Linked DNA regions of Homo sapiens: region 1 is linked to region 2. Evidence: chromatin contacts called from ENCODE Hi-C or POLR2A ChIA-PET data. All regions are on one chromosome and are shown on one strand. The core of a region is the stretch at or near the end of the contact, and the rest is flanking DNA. Distances in the headings are between cores, read along the strand shown. Region 1 holds the start of PSMB7 (proteasome 20S subunit beta 7). Region 2 holds the start of RAB14 (RAB14, member RAS oncogene family).

Region 1 (5,605 bases), core at 1,562-4,061, 3.2 Mb before region 2:
CCTGTTGGATTAGGGCCTAGTGACCTCATTTTTAACTTGATTACCTCTGTAATATCAAATCAAATTCAATTCATTTGGAATACTTCCAAGTAAGGTCAGCTACTGAGTTACTAGGGGCTAGAACTGCAGAATATGAATTTATTTCCCTAATTTCAACGGAAAACTCAGAGGTAACGAAAGGGAATTCAACCTTTGACAAATGTTTATTAAACACACAGTTGTGATAGACACTGGTTCTAGGTGCTTCATTCATTCATTTGCACCTAGAACCATGTCTGACGCATAATGGGAGCTCAATAAATATTTGTTGAGTGAATAAATTAATTCATTCCACAGTCATTCAGGCTGTAAAAGGAGCCTTCAATTCCCTCAGTAAAATGAGTTGAATTACATAATTATCTCTTAGGTTTGTTGACAGGATGAAATGAATGTATTATTAATAATAACTATTTATAAGAAGCTTCTACATGCTAAGATAGATGGTCTTCATGTACAATGTTTAATACTCACAATAGCCTTATTAAAATGAAATTCACTGGCAAGGCATTGTGGCTCATGCCTGTAATCCCAGCACTTTGGGAGGCTGAGGTGGGCAGATCACTTGAGGTCTGGAGTTCGAGACCAGCCTGGCCAACATGGTGAAACCCTGTCTCTACTAAAAATACAAAAATTAGTCAGGCGTGGTGGCATATGCCTGTAATCCCAGCTACTTGGGAGGCTGAGGCATGAGAATCACTTGAACCCAGGAGGTGGAGGTTGCAGTGAGCTGAGATCATGCCACTGCACTCCAGCCTGGGTGATAGAGGGAGACCGAGTCTCAAAAAAATAAATAAATAAATAAAATAAAATAAAATAAAATAAAATTCACCTAACGTAGAAGTCACCATTTTAACCATTTTAAAGTGTGCAACTCAGTGGTTTTTAGTGTATTCATAATATCGTGCAACCAATACCACTATGTAATTCCAGAATATTTTCATCATTTTCCAAAAACTCTGCGCCCACTAAACAGTCCTATCCATTCTCTCCTCCTCCCCTAACCCTTAGCAACCAAACATCTACTTTCTGTCTGTGGATTTGCCTATTAAGAACACTTCACATACATGGAATGATACACTATGTGGCCTTTTGTGCCTGGCTTCTTTCCCTCAGTATATTTTTAAGGTCCATCCCTGTTGTAACATGTATCTGTGCTTCAGACTTCTTTATGGTCTAATAATATTCCATTAAATGAATTTACCATATTTTGTTTATCCATTCATCAGTGGATGGACATTTGTTTCCATTATTTGGCTATTGTGAATAATGAGACCCCCCCCTCGCTTTTTTTTTTGAGACGGAGTCTCTGCTCTGTTGCCCAGGCTGGAGTGCAGTGGCGTGATCTCAGCTCACTGCAACTTCTGCCTCCCTGGTTCGAGCTATTCTCCTGCCTCGGCCTCCTGACTAGCTGGGACTACAGGTGCCCACCACCACGTCTGGCTAAGTTTTTGTATTTTTAGTAAAGACGGAGTTTCACCGTGTTAGCCAGGATGGTCTCAATCTCCTGACCTCATGATCCGCCCACCTCGGCCTCCCAAAGTGCTGGGATTACAGGCGTGAGACACCGCGCCCAGCCAATGAGACCCCTTTTGACGCAGGGCAGGTAAGCCCCAAAGTGCGGCTGAGCCCACAAGGGTTCTTGGCTTTGCCCAAGAAAGAATTCAAGGGCAAGTTAGAGGCAGAAGAAAACGGCTTTATTGAAGTGGCGGCGTTACAGCTCCATGACTGCTCCTGCAGAGCAGGGTTACCCTCTTAGGCAGAGTGTCAGGGCAGTTTTGCTGTCATATTTATACACACTTTTAATTACATGCAGATTAAGGGGTGGTTTATGCAGGCATTTCTAGGGAAGGGGTAGTAACTTTTGGTTTATGGTGCCACTGCCATGGAAAGGGGCGGTAACTCACGAGTGTTGCCATGGCAACGGTAAACTGACTTGGCTGGCTGGTGAGCGAGTCTTAGGGAAGACAGCTTCCGTCCAGGCCCTGTTTTAGCTAGTCCTCAATTTGGTCAGGTATCTCAGCCCCATCTCTGAATGGAGGCCTGCCTTCTACCTCACCTTTGTAGAAGTTTTTGTGAATACATGTCTTCAACCCTCTCGGGTGCGTATCTAAGAGGATAATACTTTTTGGGGAACTGCCAAATTGTTTTCCGGAGCAGCCGCACCGTTTTGCATTCTCACCAGCCGTGTATTCGGGTTCCAATTTCTCCACACTCTCGCAACCCTTGCGCTTTTCTGTCTTTTTGTTTATGGCCATCCTAGCGGGTGCGAAGTGGGATCTCACTGTGGTCGTGCTTTGCATTCACCCTATGACTAATCATGTTGAGCCTCTTTTCACAGACTTAATGGCCATTCTACAGCAGCCTTTTGAGCTAGGTTGTAATCTCCATCTGATAGCGGAGGAAACAGATTCAGAGAGTTGAAGAGACTTGCTTAACGCAAGGGGGTGGTGGGGCTGTGCCTGGGACTTGGGTCTGTCTGTCTCTGAAGCACCGCAGAACCAAATTAACGGTAGAAACAAGTCCAGTCTGAGCGGCAGGAGACCTGGTCGCTGGTGCGTTCACCTTGGACAAGTCCTTTCCCGGTTCCGGGTGTCACTTTCTCCTCCGTGCCACTTGGGGCGATATACTTCAAACATCTCTGGCCTCTCTAGGAACCAGAATCTCTAAGATCAATCGTTCTAGTGCGGCGTTTGCCCCGCCCCTTCAGCCCCCGTTGCCAGCGACGCCGGAAGTGCTCGGCTCTTTTTGTTTGCACCCGCCTCCGACCCGGAACTGCTTTCTTGGGAAGATGGCGGCTGTGTCGGTGTATGCTCCACCAGTTGGAGGCTTCTCTTTTGATAACTGCCGCAGGTGCCGCCTTGCTTGGGGCTTGGTTCAGGGAGGGAGAAGAGTGCGGTGCTCGGGTGGGAGCTGGGCCAAGGTGTGATACGAGAATTCTGAGGGAAGAATTCATGGCGGGGCCTGTGGCCCGCGGCTAGTGTGACTCAGGGGAATCAGGGCCTGGGCGTGGGTTTCTCCTGAAGCCGGGTCTGCTCTCCCACCTTCCCAGCGCACTCGGCCACCGTTTATCTCCGTCTCCTAAGGCACGTCACGGCCCCTTTGTAAGACTGTCTTCGTTGGAAAACGGGAGAACAGTGCTGATGGTGGGAGGATTCATTAAACAGATGGGCGTGAAAACAAGTAGCAGCTTTCCTGAGTTCTCTGTTAGGCACTTTTCATGCCAGTGCTGTGCGATGTGGTCCTGCCCTTCAACACTTGATTCTCTCATTTGCTCTTAGGAATGCCGTCTTGGAAGCCGATTTTGCAAAGAGGGGATACAAGCTTCCAAAGGTCCGGAAAACTGGCACGACCATCGCTGGGGTGGTCTATAAGGTAAGCCGGGTTAGGCTAAGAGCAGCAGTGACTGAACCGGCAACAGGAATCAGAACACTTGGCTTCCGGTGTCTCTCCCGGCTCGGTCTGGAAAGGCAAATGCTATAGAATACATCAGGAGACCGTCTTTCAGGAGCGACTGCTTTTGTCAGGTTTTGTGTGCTTCTTAACAGTTTATGTTCTTTCCTCACTTTGCTGAGGTTTTTTCTTTCTTTCTTTTTTTTTTTTTTAAACAGGTCAGTTAGCTTCTTAATTACTAGTTTAGGAAGCTGAAGTATGTGATGGGAGATCACGAGATTTGGGGTCAGACAGGTCTGTCTCACCTTTGAACTCTATAGTGCTGATTCCAACTTCTGGCAGCTCACTTTCCTTCTCACAGGGACACCTTCAGATGCATCAAATGGAGATAACTCCTGCCTTAAATTGTTGGAAACGTCAAAAGGGATAATGATTACCTGTGCAACATGTTTTAAAGAAAAGCAACATGTTTTAAAAGGAAATTGATAGTGATGGCTAATTTAATGGAAAGATTCCTGAGTCTTAATCCAGGTTTTTTCCAGATTAGCTCTGATTTACAAGGAATTTACCCGACACCTGAGCCTCACTTGAAAATGGGAATAATTCTTACCTACTCAGGATTCAATTAGTAGCATTTACTAAGAAACCTTTTCTTAAATCCTGAAAGTGTAGCACAATATTTTTGCTATGAGTTTTGGCTGGCGTTTTGAGATTAGGGGAGCATGTGGTATGGCCAACATAGTATTCCCTAAAGTAGAATAGAGAGTTGCGGTTGGCTTATATTTGTAAAATTGTTTAAAAACTTTTTTTTTTAATAGGATGGCATAGTTCTTGGAGCAGATACAAGAGCAACTGAAGGGATGGTTGTTGCTGACAAGAACTGTTCAAAAATACACTTCATATCTCCTAATATTTAGTAAGTATTGATTCGTTTGAATAACTCTTATATTTTCAAACATGTCAGGGCTAAAAATTGACCTTCCTGTGCTCCTTACTAAAACCTGTTTTTCAACCTGTATTTTCTGTCTCCCTTAAATGGCATTTCCAGCCACCTGTTACCTAAGCCAGTAACTTCAAGTCCTCTCTTTGCTTCAGTCTCCAATTGAATTGGTGGCCAGTTTTGCCCTCTCTGTGCCTCTTGAATCCATTCCCTCCTATCCTTTCCTTTGCTAAGGCTCTAGTTTGGGTTCTTTTTTCTTTTTCTTTTTTTCAAACATTAACTTGAACCATAGAGGTTCTTTTTTCTTAGCTGGACTATTGCAGTTACCATTTAATTGGCCTCTCTTAGGCATCCTATTGTTCACTCTTCTGCCATACTGGATTTTGTAAAACATAGATCTGATGGCATCCCTTTCTTAAAAAGCTTTTCAAGAGACTTGTCACATTTCCACATGGCTTTTAGGATAAAAATCAAAATTCTGTGGCCTTGCACAGTCTCATAGAAAGCCTACCCTTCAAGCGTCTTTTTCAGTTGCCATCACCCTGTGCTCCAGTTACGTCTGAACTGTCCCTATTTCCCTCATCTCCAAGCTATTCTACCGTTGCTTATGTGAGATTCTATTTAGAAACTCTGCCTTCTCTGCTTGTAGAGTGTTTTTATTCCAGCTCATATATAACCTTTTCCTTTTTTTAAACATTTTTTTCGTTCTTTTTTTTTTTTTTTTTTTTTTGGGAGAGATGCGGTCACACTATGTTGCCCTGGCTGATCTTGATCTTCTGGCCTCAAGTGATCCTCCCGCCTGGGTCTCACATAGTGCTGGGATTACAGGCATGAGCCATCATGCCCAGCCTGAAACCTTTTCTTAATGATCAGAATCAATTACCTTCTCCTCCGGTTTCCCGTAGGATTTTGTACCTATGCTATTACTGTGTATTAAATTATGTGTTATAATTTTTGTCTTCTTGTGTATCTTACACTCAACTTTGAGCACAAGGCCTCTCATATTTTCTTTATTCCCAGTGCTTAGTGTAATTACTGGTATCTGATAGTAAATACTTGGTAGATGTTGAATTGCAAGAGTTAACACACCTGGCACTTCTGTACAACTTGGATATATTTGTAGCATTAATGGAATGCACACACTGTTATCACAGAAACCAATAATTTCATGTGTTCCATTGGGCCATAGATAATGTATTTGCATATAACTAGATGCATATTCTCAATTTTCTGTTT
Region 2 (5,224 bases), core at 1,650-4,149:
TAGATGTACTATAATTTACTATTACAGCTTTCTAGTGATAGACATTTAGTTTGTCTCTAGTTTTTTGTTATTACAAACAGTGCTGCAGTGACTATTCCATGTATACATCTCTTCTTATAGAAACAACTTTTTAAAAAAGTTAAGTAGAAACCCCAATGGATGTTTGGCACCCAATGGACAGTCCCTCTTAATTATGCTGCAACTGGTCACATACACTCTCCTCACTTTGAAAATTCTGGGACTTATTAAAAGAATTGACCATTCCTACTGTTTTTTAATTGCATTCCTTAGCATGTGATAGGCACTCTGCATCCACAAGAGTGTTTCTGTTCAAAGCTGCATCAAAGTGTAATGTCTTTCACATAGGAAAGCAGCAGTTAGGGACCTGCATTTAAGCTGGCTATTGTGAAACAAGAGCAAATAAGGGAGGAAATGGAATAGGGCTTAGTACAGCCCTGAGGTCACATGTTGCCAGATTTAAGTCCCACCCAATTTTCACCTAAACGACTTTAGATCTGTATGACACTCAGTTTTTTCATTCATAAAATGGGGTAAATATAGTACTGACTTCATGCGGATGTGGTAAGGATTAAATGAGAAAATATGCATGATTCTTAGGACAGTTGCTGGTACATAGTAAGTGTTGAATAAACATCAGCTATACATAAAGATCTCCCTTCAGGTGATAATGGCTATAAGGAAACTTACTAGCCAGGTCTAAGTTCATACCTGGGCAATTAATGATCATTGGTTCACAGTTTTCTCCTTTACTTGGCACAGGCAAATTTCTTAGTTTCAAAAATGTTAAAGTGTGACAACAAACTATACTTATTAAAGAATGTGGAAATAGAAGCCTAGACCTCTAGGGTTGCAAAAGGATTTCAATATCACCTTAGATTAGATTATCATGTAATAATCATTTCCATTTCTTATTATATACCAGATATTTTGCATATACTATCCCATTTAATTTTCACAAAGACCTATTTGAGAGAGATATTACTATTTTCATATTGCAGAAAAGACTGACAATCTCAGAAATCAAGTGACATGCACAACTGCATACCATTAGATTATAGAGCAGGAATTCGAACCCAGGTCTCTGAAAATATGAGATGTACAAACTGGCACACACTTTTACAGTGAAATCTCACTTGTTCATGGCAGAACCAGTTCATAAAAGGTCCTGAACGCTAAGAGAAAGATTGATTTAATTTGGGGGTGGGGAACTAAGGCAGGGCCACCTTATCCATTAGGCACAGTACAGTATGCACAGGGCTTAGGGCCTCCAATACTTTTAGGGGCCAACAAAAATGAATATTTATTTATTTTAGAGACAGGGTCTCCCCATGTTGCCCAGGCTGGAGTGCAGTGGCTGTTCACAGGTATGATCCCATTACTGATCAGCACGGGAGTTTTGACCTGCTCCATCTCCGACCTGGGCCGGTTCATCCCTCCTTAGGCAACCTGGGTGGTCCCTCCCTCCTGAACTTAAGTGCAGACACTCTATCTAGTGACACAGTGCACTACAGCCCAGAACTCCTGGGCTCAAGCGATCCTCTCTCCTCAGCCTCCCCAGTAGCTAGGATTACAGGCGCAGACTACCAGCCCTCCTTGCTTACGTTCCTTTTTTTTTTTTTTTTGAGACAGTCTCGCTCTGTTGCCCAGGCTGGAGCGCAGTGGCGCGATCTCGGCTCACTGCAAGCTCCGCCTCCCGGGTTCACGCCGTTCTCTTGCCTCAGCCTCCCGAGTAGCTGGGACTACAGGCGCCCGCCACCACGCCCGGCTAATTTTTTTGTATTTTTAGTAGAGACGGGGTTTCACCGTGTTAGCCAAGATGGTCTCGATCTCCTGACCTCGTGATCCGCCCGTCGTGGCCTCCCAAAGTGCTGGGATTACAGGCGTGAGCCACCGCGCCCGGCCGGCTTACATTCTTTTAAAGTCAGAAGAAAAAAATGAACTTTCAGGTCAGAGAAAATATTTTGTTATATAATATTGATACGTCATGTTTATATCAATGCAGTTGTAAAATATGTTAAATATTTATACATATATTTAACTTACATGTGTGTGAAATATATGTGTGTGTGTAATGTACAAGCCACAAGGCAAAAGTGCTCAGGGTCCAAGAAAGTCAAAACGTGTCCCTGCACCCGAAAAGCACGAAACCTTCTGGGGCAGTGATTATGGCAGAGCAAGTTGGAAGATGGCAGGTGGTAGACAAATTGTGAAAAATATCACATTTCTCTCACCCTGTCAAAGGCAACCCCAAAGTGAAGTCAAAATAGAGATGAAATGCAGGGTCACTTCCTAGCTGCGTGATCTTGGACAAGAGAGTTGACCAACCTGAGCCTCAGTTTCTCCATGGATACAATGGGGATGCGTGCCTCCGACGTTTGTTGGACAGGACCGGTATATACGAAGCATACAGCGGTATATACAGTAAATGCCCCCATAAATACACGTTGAATGAATGCAGTAAATGCATGCTTAGCATGGTGGCCAGTATACGGTAAGCGTCCAATAAGTGGTAAATGTTGGCTTTAAAAATTGTTCAAAAGTCTCCACGAGCGACAACCCTAGTTCTCCAAGACGCAGGCGCACCCCACCAGGTTCCACGCAGACCTGCGCAGTAGCTCCCCCAAGAGGCGAGGACACGCGACTGCGCTTGCGCATACGCGCTTTCCACCTTCCCTCCGGGCGCGAGCGCCCGTGGGGCGGGCCTCAGCGGCGGCGCGACAAGTCCAGAGGTGAGGGCTGAGGAAGGGGCGTGGCTAGCGGGCTGGCCTCAGCCACCCTCTTCCGGGCTCCGCCAGCTGCGCGCGCATCTTCTCCCCCTTCTTTTGTGGTCCGGCCCATTGCGAGGGTGACAGGAAACCCTGTGCAGGGAGCGCCGCCATCTTGGACCAGCCCGAGGAAGATACTGAGGGAGCACAGGAGCAGTCACCGCTGCCACTGCTACTGCCGCTACTGCTGCCGGCGCGTCTGCACCTCTCGGCCTGCCAGTGTACCTGCCGGCGCCTCGGTCGACCGCCCCCGCCCCCTCTCCCGCTGCGTCCGCACTCCTGTTCCTGGTCCTGACGCCCCCCTCCCGCCCGGAAAGCTGCCCAGCCACCAGCAACCCCCCAGGTAACCCGGGCCTTCCGTAGTGTCCGGCCGGCTGATACCTCCTCGCGCCGGGTTCTTCAGAGGGGCGTGTGTGGGGACGGTGGAGACTGGGCCGCAGGCGGGCGGCGCCCCGGGGCCAGGCCCCGTCAGGCCGTGGCTAGCCCGTGGGTCGGCGGTGAGCGCCGCGGCGCCGGCCTGACAGGACTCCTGGGCGGGGGCGGAGGTGTCCCCTGCGCGGCTCCGGCCTGAGCCTCCTGCCCTCCCCAACCGGCGGGGCGCTCCGAGGCGTGCAGGGAAGGGTGTGTTCCGGCCTCGCCTTCCCCGCCTTCTCGGCGCGGCTGGGCAGGACCGCATCTCCCGCGGGCCCCCCTCTCGCCGCTGTTCCCCGCGGCCGCAGCCCGCCCCCGCAGGGTGTACCCACGCGTGCCGCGCCGCCCTGCAGCCCGCAAGCCCCAGACGTGGCGGTCCCGTCCCGTAGGCCGCGTCTGGCTCTGAGTACAAAGGCAGCTCTTCGCAGCCCTCTTGGCGTCTCGGGGCAGCTCCGGTGTCCTTGTCGATGTGGGGAGCCCGGCCCTGCAGCCGGGCCGGGCCGGGGCCGGGGTCTGGGTCTGTGCGCCTGTGCTTGCGATGTCCTGGTTTTGGTGCGTTCCTGTGAGGCCCGTGGACAGCCTCTACGGCCCTGAACCTACAGAGCATCTAGAAATAAGAGAAAGTTGTGGCATTTCTAGAATCTAAGAGAAGACGACAGAGCTGGAGTGTTTTAAGCGTTTTAACTGTGGGCCAGGTACATATTTATGTATTTTTGTACCTATTTATCTTGCCCCGCGTAGCCCTCGGAGATAAGTTGTCTCCACTTCATAAGTGAGGAAACTGAGGCCTAAAGTTGTGATGTGTGTCTGGCTGTTGATGGTACATTACAAACTGGCTTCGGCTCACACTGTGGCTGGTGGTTTCTGTACTACATTCAAAAATTAGGCTAGGGTTACAGACATGACCATTTATAATGTAGTTACAACTTTATTCCTTTTTTACTGTGTTCGCATTGGATGACAGCTGATTACCCTTTTATGACCTAAAGTCCATAAAGTCAACCACTACACTGGCAAATCCTCATGCTTACAAACCCCAAAGGAGAGATGCCAGGATTTCAGTTTCATATATGAAGAAGAAACGGGTTCCAAGAGGACAGGTGCCTTCCTGGTGACCCCACAGCAAGTGTCAGAGCCCAGATTTGAACTCTTGCAAAGTTTACTGCTCATTTCGTTACTATCCCAACTGCCTTTAAAAAATTCTTTTATTTTTCTAAGGTAAATATTGTAGAGGAACAACTGCCTTTTATTTAGATTTGATTGTTGAAGACAAACTTGACCTTGCAGTAATCCAGCTCCTACCCCTTTATTCCCCCAAGCCTTTCCAAATTTTTTCTTCCAAGTTCTGTTTAGGCAGTTTTATTTGATCATGCCTAGAGGTATGTCGTGGTTAAGAGTTTTGGAGTCATACTGTCAAGGGTTCTCCCTCCAGTACTGCCACTTCCTAGTTAAGTGATCTTAAGCAAGTTACTTAACCTTTCGGACTCAGTGTCCTTATCTATAAAGGGGATAATTGGACCTGCATCTTAGAGTTGTTGCTAGGATTAAATGGGGTTTAAAGAAAGCCCTTAGCACATTGCTTGGCATATAGTAAATCAGTGCCTGTAACAGTGCCAGGCACATAGTGGGTGTTTAATATCTTTTGAATGAATGAGAGAGGAGTATAGCTTTGGAGAGCTACATGTAGAGTTAAACCTGGGCCTTAATTCTAGCTCTCCATTTAGTAGTAGTATGACCACGGGTAGATCACTTCGGTTTCCTTATCTGAAAAATGAGTTTTTAGGATTAGAGACTGTTTATAAAGTAGCTGGCATGTGTTAGGCCCTCAATAAATGGCAGTTATTGTAAAGACGTAAAACCTTAGATTATAATAGCTATTAAAAAATCCCTTGAAATTAAAGCTACATCTTAAAAAGTTGTTGCTTTTTTTGTATTACAGTTAAACTTTATCATTGTTGCATACTTCAACTTTGCAACAGAATTTGGAGTGTTCATTTTTATCAATATCAAATATCTTTGCATAGTCA

Evidence for each region. Hi-C counts contacts between places; a loop is a spot of excess contacts on that map. ChIA-PET counts read pairs that join two places held with the same protein, here RNA polymerase II (POLR2A). Pooled maps may share reads with other maps.
Region 1: a map of CD4-positive, alpha-beta T cell shows a loop between it and region 2 (9-fold over the local background). The contact joins the promoter of PSMB7 here to the promoter of RAB14 in region 2. A Hi-C loop is called at or near these places in 1 of 168 maps with a recorded cell type or tissue (CD4-positive, alpha-beta T cell) and 4 of 50 pooled maps. POLR2A ChIA-PET finds 5 or more read pairs at or near these places in 1 of 52 experiments (BJ).

Annotation. Positions count from the first base shown.
Region 1 is chr9:124,412,648-124,418,252 of GRCh38, reverse strand. It overlaps PSMB7 (proteasome 20S subunit beta 7), which reads left to right and starts at 2,811. Exons shown (of 8, transcript NM_002799.4): 1 at 2,811-2,889; 2 at 3,318-3,411; 3 at 4,248-4,345. The coding sequence starts at 2,828. RefSeq lists enhancers at 2,855-2,904, 5,413-5,605.
Region 2 is chr9:121,199,544-121,204,767 of GRCh38, reverse strand. It overlaps RAB14 (RAB14, member RAS oncogene family), which reads left to right and starts at 2,899. Exons shown (of 8, transcript NM_016322.4): 1 at 2,899-3,129. It also overlaps a transcript of GSN not described here and the pseudogene RN7SL181P. RefSeq lists enhancers at 2,318-2,477, 2,748-2,967, 2,786-3,285 and silencers at 2,978-3,447, 3,468-3,717.